2 separate regions of the Homo sapiens genome follow, and region 2 is linked to region 1. The links are chromatin loops, found by intact Hi-C in ENCODE. Cell type or tissue: CD14-positive monocyte. All regions are shown on one strand.

Region 1 (2,500 bases):
GTCAAAGATACAAGAGTTCTTTAGGCTTTGAAACTGACAGGGTTAAGGAACAGGATATGAGGCAGAAGGGAGAAGGAAGAGTCAATGATGACTTTCAGGTTTCTGGCTAGGCCAACTGTATGGATGCTGCCACCGAAAGAAGAACATTCTGAAGAGGAAAACAATGAGTTTGGGAAATAGTGAGTTTGAGGTGGTGGCAATGAGACTTCCAAAGGAAATATGTAAAAGGCAGTTTAAGTATTCTTTAGACTGGGAATAAAAATTTGGGACACATCAGCCCATGAGTGGTTCTGAATACCATACCAGTTATGTGTTTTTCTAGGTAAAATGAGAGGACATCTAGGTTCAGGGTCCAGAGATATTCCAGAATTTAGTGGTCAGGTAGAAGCTTAAGAATTAGAAAAAGACACTGAAAAAGAGTGGTGAAGATAGATGGTAGAAAATCTGGGAGAATATGATATCTTAGAGTTCATATGAATCATATTTCAAAAAGAAGGAAATGGTTTATTAGTGTCAAATTCTGCAGATAATATGAGGATGTTGACAAGAAAATTCAGTGACTTTAATTTAATTGCATGAAAGTCAAGGCCAATTATTATTGTTGTCATTATTATTATTGTTTTGAGACAAGATCTTGCTCTGTTGCCCAGGCTGGAGTGCTGTGGCATGACCATAGCTCACTGCAGCCTCGACCTCCCAGGCTCAAGTGATCCTCCCACCTCAGCCTCTCTAATAGATGGGACTATACGCCACCATGCCTGGCTAATTTTATTTTTTGTAGAGGCAAGGTCTGGTCATGTTGCCAAGGCTGGTCTTGAATGCCTGGGCTCAAACAATCCTCCTGCCTCAGCCTCACAAAGTGTTGGGATTATAGGCATAAGCCATGGTACCTAGCCAAGGCTAATTATTATTAAGAGCTGTTTTGGTAGAGTGATGGGGTACAAAATCTATGGAATATTCAACAATAGTGAGTGGATGGGTATAAAATAAAGGTAGTGGAGGCAACTCTTTCCTTGGAGTTGGTCTTAGTTCATCTGTAATCTTTTTTTTTTTTTTTGAGGGAGACCAGAGTTTTATTATTATTCAATTCAGTCTCCCCTGAGCATTTGGAGATCAGAGTTTTTAAGGACAACTTGGTGGGTAGGGGGAAGCCAGTGAGCCAAGAATGCTGATTGGTCAGGTCAGAGATGAAATCATAGGGCGTTGAAGCTGTCTTCTTGCACTGAGTCAGTTCCTGGATGGGGACCACAAGATCAGATGAGCCAGTTTATAGAGCTGGCTGATGTCAGCTGATCCATCACGTGCAAGGTCTGCAAAATATCTCAAGTACTGGCTTAGGTTTTACAATAGTGGTTTTATCCCCAGGAGCAATACTGGGGAGGGTCAGAATCTTGTAGCCTCCAGCTGCATGACTCCTAAGCCATAATTTCTAATCTTTTGACTAATTTGTTAGTCCTCCATGGGCCGCCGAGTCCCCAGGAATGAAGGGGGTTTGTTTTGAGAAAGGGCTGTTATCATCTTTGTTTCAAACTATAAACTGTAAACAAAGTTCCTTCCAAAGTTAGTTCAGCCTACACCCAGGAACAAACAAGAACAGCTTGGAGGTTAGAAGCAAGGTGGAGTTAGTTAAGTCAGATCTCTTTCACCGTTTCAGTCATAATTTTGCAATGGTGGTTTCAATCCCTACTTCTGGGTTTTATAACCTCTTTTTTTTTTTTTTTTTTATTTTTACCCACATGTTTATTTTATTTTTATTCTATTTTCATTATTTTATTTTTTCACCATTGCTTCTTGCAGCCTACTCTTTTCAGTTTCAGCCTCTTTCTTAGTCAAGCACATCATTTAGTAATTTTTTTCTTTTTTCTTTTTTTTTTTTTGCATTTTTTTTTTTTGTTTTAATGTTTTTTTTTTTTTATTATACTCTAAGTTTTAGGGTACATGTGCACATTGTGCAGGTTAGTTACATATGTATACATGTGCCATGCTGGTGCGCTGCACCCACTAACGTGTCATCTAGCATTAGGTATATCTCCCAATGCTATCCCTCCCCCCTCCCCCGACCCCACCACAGTCCCCAGAGTGTGATATTCCCCTTCCTGTGTCCATGTGATCTCATTGTTCAATTCCCACCTATGAGTGAGAATATGCGGTGTTTGGTTTTTTGATCTTGCGATAGTTTACTGAGAATGATGGTTTCCAATTTCATCCATGTCCCTACAAAGGACATGAACTCATCATTTTTTATGGCTGCATAGTATTCCATGGTGTATATGTGCCTCTTAATCTTAAGGTCTTGGCTAAAGAAGATGGAAAAAGGGCAAAGACCGCTCTAACTTCTTCCTGCTCACCAGGGGTGTAGTGGGGGTAGGTGTTGACCCCAAAGTGAGAGGAATGGAACCAGTTTGCAACTGTCTAAATGTACTCATGCAGGCCTGGCTGGGATCCCAGGACCTGCATGACAAAGGTGTTAGTATTGTCATCTATAGTTTTAGTACCACAT
Region 2 (2,500 bases), 60 kb before region 1:
ACTGTGTTCTGAAAGACAGCATAGAATGTCATTAGTAGCAATGATTTTTTCCCCATTTTAATCATAAAACTTGTAAGTCACAAATTGGGAGAAACATTAAAGTGAATGAATATAAGTTTTCTTTATTTTACAAGTTGGAAGAAATATCAAGTATACTTGTGTTGATCATTTTATGATTTTAATACATGCCCTGTGAGTGCTATCAAATATCTCACTAGGCAGTATTAAATCATTCAAAAAGATGATGTGTGCAGTAGGCACTATTAGTAGGATAGGGCTCACAGTCAGCCCCCCGCCCACCTTACTCAAACTCTAATTGATTAATGTAATGAGATCAATAGAATATTGATATTTTTAGTAAATCTGACTCTGATTATCCAACCCTAAACCACAAAATGCATTTTAAGGATTCCAATTTTCATTTATTTATAGTTTTCAGTGAAATCTTTGAAACTTTATTGTCTCCAGTTATGTGCATTCATATTCATTCACTCAACAGTCCAACAGATGGTAATAATCACTTATTAAATTTCAGGTGCTGGAAGTACAGCTGTGCTGTATGCCAGGGATGGGCAAACTTTTCTGGAAAGGGCCAGATGGTAGATACTCTTGACTTTGTGAGCTGTTCAGCCTCTATTATAATTACTCAACTCTGCATGAGCATGAAACCAGCCAAAGATGATGGAAATGAATGAGCATGACTGTGTGCCAATAAAACTTTATGGACACTCATATTTGAATTTTATATCATTTTAATGTGTTAAAACTATTATTATTTTGATATTTAATTTTTAAACAATAGTTTTAAAATGAGAAAAACATTCTTAGTTTGCAGGGCATACAAAAAGGGTTGGGATGGATTTGGCTCAGGGGCTGAAATTTGCTGACCCTTCATCCAGACTTACAGCACAGTTATCATGTTCAAGGAGTTAAAAGTCATGGGAGGTAGTAAAGTGGAGGAGATAGAGAAGATATTAAACAAATAATATGTTAATAATATAAAATTTTGATAAGGCTTTTAAGGAAAGTGAGAAAAACCTGGGGGCTATGAGAGTCTAATCTAATCTTAAAGGGCATGAGATAACTAGAGGCCTGGCATAGAACACTTACATGGGAATATCAGCAGAATTAAATAAAAGGTATTTCATTATCTGTAAGCTATTACAGCTTTAAATTCCACTGACATTTTGAACTTTATATTGTGAAGCAATGACTCCTTGTTACTCTAAGTGTGCCATTCTTTTGCTATATATTGTTCATAGAGTACTGAGAGGGACGATCTAGAAAACATCAGCGGTGATGTCTGCCACAAGACTGAGTCTAGGAGTGAATAATGGAAGCTTCCTGGATGTGGTGAACCTCAACTTTCTACCTTGTGTCAGTCAGGAGTAAACTTGGTGGGACATTCCCCAGAAATGGTGTGTCTTCAGAGGACTGAATTGAGTTGCTTGCGTAGAAGTATCTTCCCATCTAAGAAAATCTCTAATTTCAAAATACATTATGCAAGAGTCGAGGGGGTTGTAGAAATCCAGCTCAAGAGCCTACTGCTTCACTGGATGCAGTGAGTCATAGACCTGCTGTTTAACAGAGGGTAGTTAATCAGAGATCCTGAAACTCAATGTTAACATACCCCATCTTCTTAAGTGGAATACTGTACTTTTGTCTTACATGTCTTCTTAGAAAGATAGTTACTTTTTTTGTGCCTGAATTATTAGATTCACCACATGCTAGCCCTACTCTATCTACTGAACCATATTTCGCACTCTTCTTCAAGTAAATCCTTAATCCTTCAGAGGGTGTCATCATTCTCCCTGACTTTACTAACCCAAATATCACTCTAATTCCTTTGTCCAGTCTGTGCTGCAGGATAGAAACATCCTGACTGGTCTCCAGTTATTCAGATATGGCTCGTATATGAGGAACAATTATATTCAGTGTATTTTTAATACTTGAATGTATTTTCTTCATGAGAAACAGGCAGTTAAAGTATGATTTTGAAAAGGCAAAGGTATAGTAATATATAAAAATCAAATAACATGTATTTGAGCTTTTATTTAACAATTGAAAAAATCAGTAATATATTACAATTATTTCAAAGGAGACGCTGAAGATGAGACACATGTAGGCAATCAGGCATGCTGATATGAAGTTGGTAATAGATTTGAAACTGGTTAATATCTATAGAGCAATAAAATACAATGTTTGGAATCATAAGAGTGGAAAACTATAGCATTTCTACTAGAAAAAAAATCATTTGTATATCTATGCACCAGTATAATTTGCATTGTTTTTAGATTTTTCCAACTTACAGAGTTGTAAAATTGTAAAGACAATAAAAGGCATAGACCCCTGTGGAATTAGATGACCCTGGAACGTCCACCAGAGCCAATCCAGCAATGGTACTGGGTGTCTATTGCAAGGACACCCAGTACCATTTTGTATATTGCAAAACGTTTTATAGTTTGTCCTACCAAGGCAGCCTGGTTTCTCTCAGTAATGA

The links. A loop is a pair of places that touch in the nucleus more often than their neighbours do. Peaks named below come from ENCODE experiments on the same cell type or tissue, not always from the same donor. Only the 100,000 strongest peaks of a DNase experiment are listed, where the experiment ranks them.
Region 2: a loop joins it to region 1, with 6 times the contacts of the local background. A loop is called at or near these places in 2 of 110 quality-filtered maps.

Annotation. Positions count from the first base shown.
Region 1 is chr4:168,449,030-168,451,529 of GRCh38, reverse strand. All of the region lies in intron 8 of DDX60L (DExD/H-box 60 like), which reads left to right. Among named protein-coding and RNA genes, the nearest start is that of DDX60L, 30 kb to the left of the region's middle. In CD14-positive monocyte, no CTCF peak of the experiment used is centred here; DNase peaks (open chromatin) are centred at 1,229 and 1,629; H3K27ac peaks cover 1,716 bases.
Region 2 is chr4:168,508,931-168,511,430 of GRCh38, reverse strand. It overlaps PALLD (palladin, cytoskeletal associated protein), which reads right to left. Exons shown (of 22, transcript NM_001166108.2): 2 at 1-8. All of the region lies in intron 1 of LOC107986198 (a long non-coding RNA gene), which reads left to right. Among named protein-coding and RNA genes, the nearest start is that of PALLD, 13 kb to the right of the region's middle. In CD14-positive monocyte, no CTCF peak of the experiment used is centred here; a DNase peak (open chromatin) is centred at 1,460; H3K27ac peaks cover 1,517 bases.